Regions from separate parts of the Homo sapiens genome. Here regions 2 and 3 are each linked to region 1. A link is a loop called in an ENCODE intact Hi-C map of the cell type or tissue named here. Cell type or tissue: OCI-LY7. All regions are shown on one strand. Each heading gives the region's core, and the rest is flanking DNA. Links, peaks and the distances in the headings are about the cores only. Region 1 overlaps LOC105374928 (a long non-coding RNA gene). Region 2 overlaps LOC105374925 (a long non-coding RNA gene). Region 3 has its middle 60 kb from the start of NEDD9.

Region 1 (5,491 bases), core at 322-5,321:
AAGTTCAAGTGTGAAGGTATAGTTTGTGCTCATCAATTAATATATCCTGTCATGCCTAAAAATGTTGGATTTATACTTTTCTATAGTCCTAATATTTAACTTGAAAATCTTCTTGGGGACTTCTTTTAAGTTCAGTGTTTCTAAGAAGTTCTTAGTTTGTTAATTTTTTTCCAAGCTGATTTAGAAACTTTTTGAATGCATCTTAAAATTTTTTGAAGAAATACATTTTTTCTTTGTGTGCTATAAAGTACTCCAGTACTCCTTTAGAATACGTGTATGAGGTAACAGAACTAACATCTTTGTGGAAACTGCTTTTCTTGTGTAGTTACCTTATTGCGCCTATTGTGTCTGGGAGAAGTCACTGATTTTTCTGGATATTCTCCAAATGTCTTTACCAGTGTTTAGCATTATAATAGGAGTCAAGTCTTTTTTTTTTCCACTATAATTTCAGATCGTGAATGTACTCCAGAATAAATATAGTACATAGTTTGTCTTTGCAATGCAAAACCTCAGTCATGTGCCTCCCCACCCCTCCTGGGGGTTAATATTAGGAATTAGAATAAGTCAATGAAATATGGGAACATATTTCATGATCTCACTCATGGCCTGCTTGAGAGGGCCTGAAATAACTACTGAGTAAAAAATAATATTAATCTTAATTGAATTTTCCTAAAGTTAATTGTGATAATGGTTATTTTTCTACTAGGTAAATCAACTGCTTTTTTGAGAATAAATGCCTAAATGAAATCCTGCTTATTTCAATCTATTTAATGCATCTTTAACCTTGAATCAGCATTAGAGTTGTGGCTGTTTTTATTATTATAATTTAACCTCAGTTTTAATATCATATTTAGATTAACTATTTAACAGCTGAACTTGTAATAGCTGTGCATGTTGAGGGCCGCTTCCTGCTAATACCTTTGATTTTCTGTCTGGGGACTTCCTTTTTGACCACTGGGGCATGAATGCCCTGCTCATACAAAGGCTAAGCCAGGAGTGCAGGGGAATTAACTTCAGAAACAGCTCACAAGCAGTGTTAAGGGGGAAGCTAGTAATGACTATCACAGTTTTCTCACCCCTTCATCTGATTAACTTTGAGGCATATTCTACCTCAGTACTTTACAAACTTTATCATTTGGGGATCCTGTTAAAAATTCACATCCTGATTCAGTGGATTTGTGGTAGAGCTTCAGATGATGATGATGATGATGATGATGATGATGATGATGATGATGATGGTCCGCTTTGAGTAGCAGGCTCTACACTGTCTCTCAGAATTCCCCAGTGGAATTCAGCTTCATTTGCCCTCAGTGGTAACTTTCTTGATTATTCTCCTTTGGTTGGTTTTCTTCTCTTGCCTGTTTCTCACTTCTCTATTCCCCTACTAGTGTTTCCTACTTGCATGTGAATTCTTATTTCAGGTTGCTTCTGGGGTAACCCAAGCCAAGAATATGCATCTATCTATTTATCTATCTGCTCACCTATCCATCCATCTATTCATCTACATCTATCCATCCATCCATCCATCCATCCATCCATCCATCCATCCATCCATCCATCCATTTACCTATCTATCTAGCTATGTAATGCATTCATCTATCTTCTATTTATCTATTTATGTAATCTATTTATCTATCTTATCTATCATGTGTCTAATATATTCATTTATCCACCTATCTATTCATCTACCTAATCTATTCATCTATGTATCTACTATTTATCTAATCTATTCATCTATCCATCTATCTAATCTGTCTACCTACTTACCTACCTATCTGGAACATAGCAACAGAGCACAGCCTCTTAAAAAATCCAGTAAATTGAAGAGCTGAAAGAGAAAGAATGAAGACATACTGGAGGGGGTGGAAAGGAAAAGTTGATGACTACCACCTAAAGGGACTTTTTCTTCCTCCTTGTGTCATTTTCAACAGGATGTGGTATCATGGAGCTCTGGTGAAAGAAGAGACTAGGCAGTTAGCTATGGCTACATAAATGGGACAGCTCCAGAAGTCCATGGAGGGATCCCCTTTCTACTAGGAAAGATGGGCAAGGACTTTATGCCTGATTCTATTATTCAGGGCACATTGCTGACAGGGTTGGCCAGTGAGGCCATAGAGAGAAGGCAGGCCAAATGCTAATCTTGGAAAGGACGGAAATCAGCATAAGCAGAGAGACACAGGGTGAAGTGGTAGCGGAGAGCGGATGCCACAGTGTGTGGGCTTGTGGGTCAGCCCTATTAAAGGGAGGAAATCAGTAAATGGGCTTGCAGATGGTTACCCAAGATTTCTTCATGACTTTGTGCAGCCTGTACAATGTATGCTCCTTATCTTGTGGGAGTGTAATTGAGAGCCCTGGACTTCCTCAGCTCAGATCCCAACTCTGCCACCTCCTGGTTATGCTACCTTAGCATGTGTATTCAACCTCTTTAAGCATCGGTCTTCCCATCTATGTAGTGGGGACAGTAATTCCTATTTCATGGGATTGTCATAAAAATTAAATGAGATATTTTGTACAAAGTGCTGCCTTTATTACAGCTGGAGGATAAGAGAGCAGCCCTGATACTGTAAATATTCCCAAGAATGATGAGGAAATGACGGTGGACCTTTTACTTGATTCCAGCGTTATGAACACACACACACATACACACACAGATATAAGCACACATATGTTTAATAGCATATAGGTAGAAAGCCACAGGAGCGGTAATACCCTGATTATGTAAATCAACCCCAGCTCTAACAGCTAAAAAACCCTACTGCTGCTCTTAGCTATGCATGAAATCACCCCCATGAAACTTCTTTGAATAAAGCAAACATCTGTTCTTGGTGGAATGCAAAAGAGAAACTTTATTTGAAGTTCCTGCTTCCCCTTCTCATTAAAAGTATTTCGAGCACTATTAAAATAGTTTCTGCCAAGAGCACTTTTTGTGCTCTTCAGTTTCTTAGGTTCACTGGCCTGAGAACCAGCATTCAGCATTCTTAGTCCCACCATAGCTGGGAGTCTGGGGTCTGGGAAAGGGATAGAGTCAGTTTGTTTTTGCCATCAAGACCCTCTGATCGCCTCAGATGGTCTCACCTGCTATTGCTTCTTTCCCGTCCTGACAGGTTGATATTCTGGAAGCAAGATCTTGGAAGGCCAAGGACAGGTCATTTCTTAGGACTGTGCAAAAGAGAATCAGTCTTTACAGTAAGCTATTTGATTCTAGTAGTTCTTTCATCTCAGTCTTTTGAAAGCAACTTCCCCTCTTTAACCAACACCTGCCATGGCCTCTTCATGAGCCGAAGAAGGTGAGTGCTGATGGAAATCCCAGATGTGGCCAAAACTCCCCAGCAGCAGACAGGTCAAAGGTCTTTTGTACCCTTTCCCGTAACGGGTGGCACTTGATCTTCAGAGTGGCTTACACTGTTCAAGAGGGTTTGAATCATAAGACATTTGGGGTTAAAAAAAAAAACCTGTCATTTTGCATTTTGATTTTTGTAGAGCCAACTACAACGTATTTGAAAATTGTGTTCTTGAAATAAGCCTGTAATAGTAGGTGTCAAAAGTATCAGAGATAAAATGTCTACTCTTTTAGTGGCGTAAGTTGTCGTTGTTTCAAATTACATTTCCTTGTACTATATGATGGATGTACTATGCACACACACTTTATCACACACGTGTGTGTGTGGGAGTGGAAATGTGTAGGTAGTCAGAGAGGGAAGAATAAAGAATTCATGCTAATGTCTAAATAAATGAATTAATTAGTGAAATAAATAGATTCCTGTTTACACTATACTACAATTTTTAAGGATAACCAGTTGTTAATTAATACACTGGACTTGAAGGAGACTCATTTGTGTTGAAACATGAAATGTTTGTCCTCTCTCCTTCTCCCTCCCACCTGGAAAACATGAAAGATCTGCAACTCACACATACTAGTGTAATTTAAACACACTTTGAAAGAATTGATAGGCTGGGCGTTGTGGCTCACGCCTGTAATCCCAGCACTTTGGGAGGCTGAGGCAGGCGGATCACGAGGTCAGGAGATCCAGACCATCCTGGCTAACACAGTGAAACCCCGTCTCTACTAAAAATACAAAAGAATTAGCCAGGCGTGGTGGCAGGCACCTGTAGTCCCAGCTACTCGGGAGGCTGAGGCAGGAGAATGGTGTGAACCCGGGAGGCAGAGCTTGCAGTGAGCCGAGATTGCGCCACTGCACTTCAGCCTGGGAGACAGCGAGACTCGGTCTCAAAAAAAAAAAAAAAGAATTGATAGGCAGCAATTCTAACCTAAAGGGTTCATATTGAAACCACTGATCATAGATATCTGAATAGGTCCTAATTAATGAGAGAGTGCAACCATTTTCTGCTTGAGGGAATTGCCCATGTTCCAGACTGCAGACTTGACATTCACATGCCATGAGAAAACATGGATTCAAATACAGAGACCCTAGGCTATTTCCTGGAGCTCCAACGATGTCATCAGAAACAAAAATGTTCCATTTGACAACCATGAGATTTGACACTATTGACCTACATGGAAGTTTTTAACACTGCCACTCATTCTGCCATGTGTAAAGGGGTTCAGCAGGGTGACCTCAGGGATGCATACATGCATTTTCTCCACACGTCCTCCTTAATTCAAGGATCATATCTGTGGCTCCCCTAGCAAAGAATCAAAGGCCAAAGGTGGGTGGCCCAGACTCTTTCTCGTACTGGGGAACACAGGCAACAGCTGCGGCATATCACTGAGCTTGGCTGCTGACAGGGAAAAGCATTGATAATTTCATCAGATCTCACAGATCAGAAACAACAGAATACCCTCCCGCTAATTGGTGGCCACCGTGACCGCTATAGTTGGTTTGATTGAAATCAGTATTTAAATGATATTTTTAAATTGTGGTGAAATACACGTAACATAAAATTTACCATCTTAACCATTTTTTTAGTGTATAGTTCAGTCGTGTTAAGTATGTTTACAGTGTTGTGCAACCAATTCCAGAACTGTTTCATCTTGCAGAACTGAAACTCAATGCCCATTAAGCAATTCCCATTTCCCACTCTCCACAGCCCCTGGCAACTGCAATTCAACTTTCTCTCTCTACAAATTTGGCTACTTTAGGTACCTCACGTAAGCGGAATCATACAGTGTTTGTTCTTTTGTGACTGACTTATTTCACTAAGCATTTTGCTCTCAAGGTGCATCCATGTTGTAGCGTGTGTCAGAATTTCCATTCTTTTTAAGGCAGAATAATATTCCATTGTATAAATATACCACACGTTTATCCATTTACTTGTCAATGGATACTTGGGTTTCTTCCACCTTTTGGCGATTGTGAATGATGCTGCTATGAGTGGGGGCGTAGAATCAGTGTATTTAATTCTAACACTAAAAGGCTCATATTCCGTTGCATGACTAACCCACTCTATGATCCTCAGGAAGTCATGTGTTTTGTAGAGAGCATACAGTTGTTCTAATTCAGGGATCCCTTTGGATCCATGATACTCATTA
Region 2 (5,491 bases), core at 394-5,393, 130 kb before region 1:
AAAGAGCTGTTGCTAATTTAATATGACTAACGGATCTGAAAGATATTTTGGCGGGAACAGAGAGCACTAAGAGGCCTAGGGTAAAAAACAGGACCCCGTGAGAATGACCAGGGGGTAAGCTTGGGGAGGGGCTAACTAGGATACACTGGGGGAGGTGGAGACATAGGCTAGACGTAGCAAAGGCAACCAGTGCTTTCTTTCCTCATATACACTCTGCTGAGACTGGAAGCCAATCACTCAGCATTCTCATCAGACTCATGTCTGTGAAAACCAGAGCCAAAGAGTGCCAGGAAAGACAAGGTCCGTGACAAAGGGCAGCCTGTTTCCTGCTTTTTCTCTTCCTCCTTGTGGCTTTTAGTCTAAGTCCCCAAGCACTGAAATATTTTGGTGCCTCCTCCCATATATAAACCCAGATTAAAGCAATACTAAACCACAAAACATAAAATGATTTCTTTTTATCAGTTATAAAATTCTGGATAAGTCCATGAAAGCCTCATTGTTCTGACTTTGGCTGGCACCCCAAGCAAGTAAGCACCTTGTTGTTAACCTAGCACTGCTTTAGGGTCTGAGTATTAGGGCTGTTTTCTCCGTAATCCGTTGTTTATCTAGTCTATTGTGCAAATTTTCACAAATGGAATATTGTGTAGATACTCTACTCTACAGACTCTAGAGAAGAAAGTCAGCAACCTCACCTGGTAAGCTCCACCTACCCATGTTTCTAGAGAGGGGAAAAAATAGCTGAAACAAATCAAACCAAACCCAAAATGCTCTTTTCCTCAATGTTCTGCAGGGCTCAAATGTGAGCTTCTGGTAGTATCGGCTTTGGTGATCTCCATGGGGAACAGTGGAGACTGATCTCAAACAGTGAGTTCACCAGAATTATGGCAGTGAAGGGGAACTGCGGTATAAGAATTGCTAAAAAGATAAAAATTGTTCTGTCCAGAGAGACGCAAGTTGAGAGAGATGTAGGGCTGAGAGAATAGATAGTTGTGAGCATTTACTCCTCCACAAATCATGAGTTTTTCTGAAGCAACAGGGTGAGGCGGGGGTGGGGGGTGTGGACAGGAAGGTAGATAAATTTAAAACAGTAAAATAGTAAAAGGAAGTATTATATAAAACAGTGTGGCGGTGGTGGGAGTGGGGAGGAGATATGACTTAAGAATTTTTTATCCCAACGCTAAAGGGTGCAAAAATAAAAGGGTTCAAAAAATGTTTAAATGTAAAATGACAGTTCCATAACAAATTATTGACTGGAGGAAACTGAAGATGTTTAAAGCTAATCTCATGAGATTAGCATAGGAGGTGCTCCATCTCCTTCCAAAAACGACCCCTTGCCATTCTCCAAAATGCAACACTTAGACCTGCCTGATCATGAATCTTTGGGTTTATTTCATATGGCCACACTTGTTGTGGAATAAGGTCAATTAAACCTCACGGGTAAGTTTGCAATTAACTGACATTTGACATAAGCAGCTTTTACGGGTTGGTGCTGAAACAGGCTGAGAAACACAATCCCTCCCTGGGTAGAACTAGGAGCTTTCCTGTGGCAGCAGCAAGCCCAGACATACAGAGGGCTGGAGGGGAGCTGTAGTTCAAATGCAGTAATAGCTGTTTTTAAACTGATCCGCTCTAAGTCTTTGAGTGCAATGGCTGATTATTGGGTCAACAAACATGAAAAGCATTGTCATTGGCCCAAGTTTGAACCAGAAGCAACATGTCTTTCATGAGCATTTAGGATGAAAGATGTAAGATTAGAAAAAAATGTTGGTAACAGTGAGCATCATTTGAGGGTCTTTGTAATGTGTGTTTTGCCCTAAGAGGAAAAGTAAGGCAAGATCTATGAAATGTCCTTGATCTTTTTGCAACCTAGAGTTGTAGGCCCTGCATTACCTTCATGTTTCCATTTCAAGAACTGCCAGGTTTGTTTTCCAATGAAACTTTCAACTGTCAGCTTAATAAGACTGTGACCATGTGGTGCAGTGAACAATGGTTCAAGGACTACTTCACTGAGTGTGAATTTGACTACATTATGCCTATTCTTAAAATCCTTAAAATTCATCAATGGTTCTCCATTACCTCCAAGACTGGGAGTTTCCTTGCTAGGATGTACCACTCTCATCTCTCGCCTCACATTGCGCTACGTCCGCTTCTCCAAATGCTCCAAGTTCTCTTGTAACACCACAGCCTTGCACGTGCCATGCCTTCATTTTAGAATCATACATGCCTTCTCTACAAAACCATCCTAAGCAGCTCTTGAATTAGATGCTCCTTTGCACTCTGTGCTTAACTTGTTTACAGCACACGTCGTGTTCTATTTAAGTGACCTCCCAACTAACCTGTGAGATTCCAGAAGCTGGGTGAGTGTGCTCTGGAACTGATTCTTCTGCTAGATGCTGAGAACATGTGGGCAATGGCACGTTCTCAGCATCTAGCACCATCCCAGGCACAAGTGGAGCAGAGGTAGATCTGTGCTTGATGATTGAATGGATGAGTTTCAGTGAACTGTGAATGATGGGGAGCTTTTCAACAAAGCCACACTCCATGTTTTCTCTTCAGCAAAATAAATGCTGCATAGAAGCGGTTAATAGTCCCCCTTATGTCAGCTCAGCACATAGATATATGAGGAGTCCCACGGTTTCCCATAAGCCAAATAAGACAAAGTAAAAGCAATAATGGTCCATACACTTCAGAAAAAGGAAGGAAGGAAAAAAGGAAGGAAGGAAGGAAGGGAGGGAGGGAGGGAGGGAGGGAGGGAAGGAAGGAAGGACAATTTTCCCATGAGTCTACTGTCAGTGAAAGCTATTATTTAAATAGCATTTTTTTCCGAGGCTTTGTCTATCAGCACAAAGAAGAAAGTGAAATATATTGGGTTCCATCCATGAGATTAAAAGAGGAACATCTTTCAGTTCCCAATCAATCAAAAGACACAGGTTGTGTTTCAATCAGAAGCCATTTCTGAAGAGGCACAGGAGCGTAGGAGAGTTGTGTTAGGCAATGGAAACCAAACTGAGCCTGAAATGAAAGCCTGGGTCAATTAGTCAGTTTCTTTCCCAATATCTGCCCTAACATTGTCTTCTAAGTTTTTGGAAATGAATACGCTTTATTATTCACCTCAGTTGGATTTATTGTGCCTCACAGGTATTGACTCCTCTTGCTCTTCCTCCTCTCGCTATGGAAAGACTGAGCAGAGGAAGTGCTCGGACAGGCATGCCCTCCCAGAATGCAAGAAAGCCATCAGGCAAGCGGCAGGTGCAGAGACCACAGCCAGGGCCACACAGCCTGGAGAGGGACTCCCTCCTGGCAGGGAAGGCTGTCTCTACTTGCTCCTCTCTGAGAATGCTCACCAGGTGTGGCTGGGGGTTTTGGCAGCCTGCAGCTGTGTTTAGGAGGGCATTTGCTTTATCTACCACATCCTTTGAGGATTTCATTGCAGGCCATTTTATCCACTTTAATGAATGTTCTGGCAGCTTGTGAACCTGGGGCTGTGTCTGCATGCCCTGAACAGTGCTTATGTTCACCATCGTTGAGGTTGAATGTAACATATATTCACAGATCCTTCTGCCACCTCCTTTTCACAAGATGGACCCTCCAGTTCTGGCCAAAACAAGAAGAAAGCTGTAAAAAGAAGGGCTTTAGCCCAAAAGTTGGGGTTGCTCAGTTTTTTTCCTTTCCCTCATACCCCATCAGCTAATTAATCACCTCCTACTGCAATTTATAATTCCTTAACAGTTTTCAAATCTGTCCTCTAGATTAGCTAAATAAATATAGCACATCAATCAAAAATCAAGTTCTATAAAGTTACTAATAGGGAAATATATAAAGTGGAAAAAGCTGTTTATAAAAGTCTGAGTAAATGACTATATATGTACATAGATATGATTTTGAAAAGAACTTAATAGGATACACAAACATTAATAAGAATGCTTATTTCTGAGTAATTAAGGGGCGATTTTGTTGTATTCCTTATACATTTTAAATGTTTTAATCCAAAATTTTTTACAGTGAGTATGTATTATCTTTTGTCATCTGAAAAATAACACAAATAAATAAGTTAAAATAGAATTAACTGAATTTGTACAAATCGGGCAAGATAAGGGTGCCCCTGTTTTCTCTATTCATGCCACCGCTACCACTGTTTAGACTATTGGTCATAATTTTTTTCTCACCTGCAAATATCTCCTTGCCTGTTACTTTCTCTTCAGTTTCTTTCCCCATTATTCATTCTCTCTGAAAATATTAGGTTGGAGCAAACGTTAATTGCATTTTTGCATTGTTGGAATTTGCTGTTTGATATTGGAATACATTCTTAAATAAATGTGGTTATGTTATACATCATTTTAATGGGCATTTCTCGCTTTATGTTTTTTTGCTAATGACTTACTACTTGCTGTTTATTTTATGTTTATTTTAGACTATGGAAATGATGTTAAACAAAAAGCAAATTCAAGCAATTTTTTAATTCAAGTTCAAAATGAGTTGTAAAGCAGCAGAGACAACTGGCAACATCAACAACACATTCGGCCCAGGAACCACTAACAAATGTACAGTGCAGTGGTGGTTCAAGAAGTTTTGCAAAGAGGACGAGAGCCTTAAAGATGAGGAGTGTGGCGGCCAGCTGTTGGAAGTTGACAATGACCAATTGAGAGCAATCATTAAAGCTGATCCTCTTACAACTACACGAGAAGTTGCCGAAGAACTTAACATCGACTGTTCTACTGTTCTTTGGCATTTGAAGCAAATTCAAAGGGTGAAAAAGCTCGGTAAGTGGGTGCCTCATGAGTTGACTGAAAGTAAAAAAAAATCACCATTTGGTGGTGTTGTCTTTTCTTATTCCACACAACAACAATGAACCATTTCTTGATCGGATTGTGACATGCAATGAAAAGTGGATTTTATACAACAACGAGTGACGACCAGGTGAGTGGTTGGACCGAGAAGAAGCTCCAAAGCACTTTCCAAAGCCAAACTTGCACCAAAATATGGTCATGGTCACTGTTTGGTAGTCTGCTGCCAGTCTGATCCACTACAGCTTTCTGAATCCTGGCGAAATCACTACATCTGAGAAGTCTGCTCAGCAAATCAATGAGATGCACTGAAAACTGCAGTGGCTGCAGCTGGCATTGGTCAACAAAAAGGGACAAATTCTTCTCCACAACAACACCCGACTGCACGTCATACAACCAATGCTTCAAAAGTTGAGCGAATTGGGCTACAAAGTTTTGCCTCACCCACCATATTCACCTGACCTCTCGCCAACCGACTACCACTTCTTCAAGCATCTCAACAACTTTTTGCTTCCACAACCAGCAGTGTGCAGAAAATGCTTTCCAAGTGTTCATTGAATCCCAAAGCACAGACCTTTATGCTACAGGAATAAACAAACTTATTTCTCATTGGCAAAAATGTGTTGATAGTAATTGTTCCTATTTGAATTAATAAAGATGTGTTTGAGTCTAGTTATAAGGATCTAAAATTCACAGTCCCAAACCAC
Region 3 (5,491 bases), core at 141-5,140, 290 kb before region 1:
ATAATTTGCTCATTGATCATAAAACTTTTCTTTTGTTTCGCCTTCTGTCCATTTTCTCTATAATTGTTGTTTTGCTTGCTGGTGCAATGGTTGAAAGGCCTATAGATGCTGTAAGTGCTGAAGATCTGAGGATGAGGATCTGAGGATGAGGATGGGATGTACTGAAAGTGTTGGGTCATGTTGACAGAGAGCATGGGGTGATTAACGTCACAGTCATCCCAAACCATGGATTCTAAATCTAGGGACAGGTTTTGGCCTGGTTACAGCAACTTTGCAAAGGAGTATATTGCAGCTGAGATCACCCGGGGAACTATGAAACAAGCAATAAAACAAAAGATCTTCAAGGAACACTGAGAAGGGGACTTGTAGGGATCTGCTGTGCAGCGCAAATCCAACCTCAGGAGCTTACAGCAGAGAAATCACATAGACATTCAACGAGAACAACCAAAGTTACTAAAGTAATTGTGGAAAAAGGTTATATAAAGGGGAAACAATACAACAGTAACTCATGGGCACTACATCCTGCCTTTTGAAGGAATTTTATTTTTAGTTATTGTTAAGGATCCTGCAATGTTCTTTTTCCTTTAAAGGGCTCCTCCAAGCCAGGCGTGGTGGCTCACGCCTGTAATGCCAGCACTTTGGGAGGCCGAGGCAGGCGGATCACTTGAGGTCAGGAGTTCAAGACCAGCCTGGCCAACATGGTGAAACCCCGTCTCTACTAAAAATACAAAAATCAGGGGGACGTGGTGGCAGGAGCCTGTAATCCAAGCTACTCGGGAGGCTAAAGCAGTGAGGAGGCACAAGTTGCGGTGAGCCGAGATGGCGCTGAGAGGTGACAGCCTGCTGGCAGCCCTCACAGCCCTCGCTCACTCTCAGCACCTCCTCGGCCTTGGCGCCCACTTCGGCGGCACTCGAGGAGCCCTTCAGCCCACCGCTGCACTGTGGGAGCCCCTTCCTGGGCTAGCCGAGGCGGGAGCCGGCTCCCTTAGCTTGCAGGGAGGTGTGGAGGGAGAGGGGCGGGCGGGAACCGGGGCTGCGCGCGGTGCTTGCGGGCCAGCGTGAGTTCCGGGTGGGTGTGGGCTCGGTGGGCCCCGCACTCGGAGCGGCCTGCCAGCCCCGGGCAATGAGGGGCTCAGCACCCGGGCCAGCGGCTGCGGAGGGTGTGCTGGGTCCCCCAGCAGTGCTGGCCCACCGGCGCTGTTCTCGATTTCTCGCCGGGCCTTAGCTGCCTCCCTGCGGGGCAGGGCTCGGGACCTGCAGCCTGCCATGCCTGAGCCTCTCCCCCACGCCCGTGAGCTCCTGTGCGGCCGAGCCTCCCCGACGAGCGGCGCCCCTGCTCCACGGCGCCCAGTCCCATCGACCACCCAAGGGCTGAGGAGTGCGCGCACACCGCACGGGACTGGCAGGTAGCTCCACCTGCGGCCCCGTGCGGGATCCACTGGGTGACGCCAGCTGGGCTCCTGAGTCTGGGCGGGACTTGGAGAACCTTTATGTCTAGCTAAGGGATTGTAAATACACCAATCGGCACTCTGTATCTAGCTACTCTTGTGGGGACTTGGAGAACCTTTGTGTCCACACTCTGTATCTAGCTAATCTAGTGGGGAGGTGGAGAACCTTTGTGTCTAGCTCAGGGATTGTAAACGCACCAATCAGCGCCCTGTCAAAACAGACCACTCGGCTCTCTGTAAAATGGACCAATCAGCAGGATGTGGGTGTGGCCAGATAAGAGAATAAAAGCAGGCTGCCTGCACCAGCAGTGGTAACCCGCTCGGGTACTTTTCTGTACGGGTGTCTTTCCACGCTGTGGAAGCTTTGTTCTTTTGCTTTTTGCAGTGAAGTTTGCTACTGCTCAGTCTTTGGGTCCACACTGCCTTTATGAGCTATAACACTCACTGTGAAGGTCTGCAGCTTCACTCCTGAAACCAGCAAGACCACGAACCTACTGGGAGGAACGAGCAACTCCAGACGGGCAGCCTTAAGAGCTGTAACACTCACTGCGAAGGTCCACAGCTTCACTCATGCGCCAGTGAGACCACAAACCCCACCAGAGGGAAGAAGCTCTGAACACATCCGAACATCAGAAGGAACAAATTCCAGACACGCTGCCTTTAAGAACTGTAACACTCACCGCGAGGATCCGCGGCTTCATTTTTGAAGTCAGTGAGACCAAGAACCCACCAATTCCGGACACAGCTCCACTGCAGTCCAGTCTTGAGTGTCTGAGGCAGACTCCGTTTAAAAAAAAAAAAAAAGGATCCTCCAATGTGGGATGGGGGTGGAGGAGCTTGGAGGTGGATTCATTCCTTTGGGTTCAGTTAGCCAGTCAACAAACATGAATTGAACTCTTTGTGTTAGTTAGGTAGTGAGATGGGAAAGATGAACTCATGGTCCAAGATGCCCTGTGTCTGAAATATACAAGAGGCTAGGGAGATGTGCAGCAAGGAAGTAATCGTACTGCTACGTGGTTGTGGAGCGCTTAAGAATTATTTTGAATGCTTATTTTCACAACAGCGAATCAGGTCTGCACTAGCATTCCTATTTCCCAGGCACGTTAGAGATGAAATCGGTTGTAAAAACCAATTGTCCTCCACCTTTCATTTCCCATCAGACCACAAGGGGGCGCCGTGCGAGGCGAACACAGCCTTAGATCTGCAAAATGCTGGTCGCTGCGTGAGGGGCTTCAAAACATCCTAGGTGGTGCCCAAAGACCTTGTTGCCTGAGCTGAATAGGTGCTAGCTATTTGCACTGTCAGCGCTCTAAAGGATTTCTGGGGGCCCCCTTTCAACGGGAAGCCACCTGGTACGTGTAAACACCCACAAGTTCACTCCCCTTTGCAAGGGGCAGAGGACCTAGTAACTTTTCTCTAGAGCGCTCTCCTCTGCATACAGGTCCCTACATGTCCCCTTCTCAGTGCTCTTTGCAGATCTTTTGTTTTCTTGCTTGTTGATTTTTCTTTTGCAAACAGGATTGGGGGACCCATTATTTATCCAAAACCTTCTTTTGTCAAATCGTAGGTCCTTTCCAGTGTAGACTGGATGTCTAGACAGAGAGGTAGAAATAATTGCCCAAGGGCAAGGACAGCCTTCACTAAGTTGTCCATTTACATCTTTACATCATTCTAAAAATACACCCACACCAGCCCTTTGTCTTGATATTTTAACATTGGGCAAGGCTGAAATAAGTTACTTCTCTGACCACTGTTTAAAATGTCTCATTCACAACCATTGTTCTTGGAGACTTCAACTTCTTTAATAGGAATTTAAGTCACAAAGGGCCCAGATGGTTCTGAAAAAAAAACCCGTTAGGCTGCCTGGGTCATAAAGAAGGCTCATAAACTGCGCTTGGATGATGACTGGGTGAGGGGCTGTGTGGGGGATAGACAATGTCTGGTGTCTGGTGGTCTCCTGACTGCCAGGCAGGCCAGAGAAAATTAGGGGTATGTTTTCATTTAACATCATTCCCTGCTGACTCTTGTCTCTCTGGAAAATTGACAGTTAGGAGACAAAGTAAGGTGCCCTTTTTGTTAACTCAGTTTTCTTAATTATAGTTGTTGGGAGATGACTTAAATCATGCTGTGAGGTATGGTGGTGGTTCCTGCCCCTCAATGCCCCCTCCCAGGCTGCAGAGGAATTTGCTTTAGAGATTGGTAATAGTTGAGTCTGAGATGAAGGTCAGTCAGTGTGCTGAAGCTTTTCAGTTGCCCTTGTAGAGGTTTCTCCCCCTGCAGGCTGGCCTCTACTCATTAAAACCTTTTCTTTCTTTCTTTGTTTCTTTCCTTCCTTCTTTCTTTTCCTTTTTCTTTCTTTCTTTCTTTCTTTTCTTTCTCTCTTTTTTTCTTTCTTTTCTTCTTTCCTTCGTTCGTTCGTTCTTTTTTTTTTTTTTTTTTTTTCTGAGTCTCACTCTGTTGCCCAGGCTGGAGTGCAGTGGTGCGATCTTGGCTCACTGCAACCTTCGTCTCCCAGGTTCAAGCGATCCTCCTGCCTCAGCCTCCTGAGTAGCTGGGACTACAAGCTCCCGCCACCATGCCTGGCTAATTTTTGTATTTTTAGTAGAGACAGATTTCACTATGTTAGCCAGGCTGGTCTTGAACTCCTGACCTCATGATCCCCCCGCCTTGGCCTCCCAAAGTGCTGGGATTATAGGCGTGAGCCACCGTGCCTGGCCTAGAACTATTTCAAGGCTGTTTTTCTCTTTTCTTTTCCTTCTTTTTTCCCAACCATAAAATAAGCATGTGCCTACACATCCACGCCCTAGGAGGAAGTAAAGTGGGCTTAACTTAGCCTCCTCCAGATAAGAGTCTGGAGGTTCTTGCCCAATGTTGCTCCTCCCTCATGCGCTTTGCTCAGTGCCAGGGAGGGGGAGTGCAGTAAGTGTGGATTGCACCCCAGGCTGGTTCCATGGAGATGGAAATAGCGTTGGCACATCCTAGCTCATGAATGGATCCACATCCATCCAGATGCCCAGCCAAGAAGCCCTTCCCCGGGCTCCTCATCATCATGCACCAGGTGCTGTTCATCACTTTTCCTACGGACTTGCCCTCCCACGTCCCTGGAACCTATCTGCATCTCCCCATCTCCACTCCTCCATTCTAATCCAACGTATCTTCACTGCTTCTCCTAGAACTGATTCAATGCCCTCCTAACTGAACTGCCAGGATCCACATGGCCCCTCTTCACCACTCTCCACACTGCAGCCAGGGAGCTATTTTCAGAGCAAAAATATGATGGTGTCATATAGCTGTTTAAAATTCTTTAATTAGGCCAGGTGCAGTGGCTCACACTTATAAGCCCAACATTTTGGGAGGCTGAGGGTGGAGGATCTCTCAAAGCTAGGAGTTTGAGACAAGCCTGGGCAACACAGATATCTGTCTCTCCAAAAAAAAAAAAAAAAAAAAAAAAAATTAGCTGGGCATAGTGTCATACACCTGTAATCCTAGCTACTTGGGAGGCTGAGATGGGAGGATTGCTTGAGCCCAGGAGTTCAGGCTGCTGTGAACTAGGGTCTTGCCATTGCACTTCAGCCTGGGCAATAGAGCAAGACTTGTCTCTTAAAGAATAAAAATAGGGCCAGGCGTGCTGGCTCACGCCTGTAATCCCAGCACTTTGGGAGGCTGAGATGGCGGATCACAAGGTCAGGAGTTCAAGACCAGCCTGGCCAACATGGTGAAACCCCATCTCTACTAAAAACAGAAAAATTAGCCGGGCGTGGTGGTGTAGGCCTGTGGTCGCAGCTACTCGGGAGGCTGAGGCAGGAGAATCACTTGAGCCTGGGAGGTGGAGGTTGCAGTGAGCCAAGATCACACCACTGCACTCCAGCCTGGGTGACAGAGCTTTTGTCTCAAAATAAATAAATAAATAAATAAATAAATAAATAATCTTTCAATCATTTAATGTGGCCTTGAAGGCCTTGCATGGCCAGGTACCTGCCACTTCTTCAGCCTCATTTCTCACCATTCTCCCACTTCTCTGCTGTGCGCCAGGCACACTGGAC

The links. Hi-C counts contacts between places; a loop is a spot of excess contacts. Peaks named below come from ENCODE experiments on the same cell type or tissue, not always from the same donor. Only the 100,000 strongest peaks of a DNase experiment are listed, where the experiment ranks them.
Region 2: it touches region 1 in a loop (4-fold over the local background); 3 of 110 quality-filtered maps call a loop at or near these places.
Region 3: it touches region 1 in a loop (7-fold over the local background); 2 of 110 quality-filtered maps call a loop at or near these places.

What each region holds. Positions count from the first base shown.
Region 1 is chr6:11,458,181-11,463,671 of GRCh38, forward strand. All of the region lies in intron 1 of LOC105374928 (a long non-coding RNA gene), which reads left to right. Among named protein-coding and RNA genes, the nearest start is that of TMEM170B, 77 kb to the right of the region's middle. RefSeq lists an enhancer at 2,042-2,231. In OCI-LY7, for the core only: CTCF peaks have their summits at 2,399 (motif pointing left) and 2,600; DNase peaks (open chromatin) are centred at 971, 2,201, 2,811, 3,261 and 1 weaker place; H3K4me3 peaks cover 3,459 bases; H3K27ac peaks cover 3,690 bases.
Region 2 is chr6:11,330,335-11,335,825 of GRCh38, forward strand. It overlaps LOC105374925 (a long non-coding RNA gene), which reads left to right. Exons shown (of 6, transcript XR_001743967.2): 6 at 4,412-5,456. It also overlaps a transcript of NEDD9 not described here. Among named protein-coding and RNA genes, the nearest start is that of NEDD9, 100 kb to the left of the region's middle. In OCI-LY7, for the core only: no CTCF peak of the experiment used is centred there; a DNase peak (open chromatin) is centred at 3,327.
Region 3 is chr6:11,170,067-11,175,557 of GRCh38, forward strand. No RefSeq gene overlaps it. Among named protein-coding and RNA genes, the nearest start is that of NEDD9, 60 kb to the right of the region's middle. RefSeq lists an enhancer at 2,490-2,784. In OCI-LY7, for the core only: CTCF peaks have their summits at 2,611 (motif pointing right) and 2,810; a DNase peak (open chromatin) is centred at 2,635.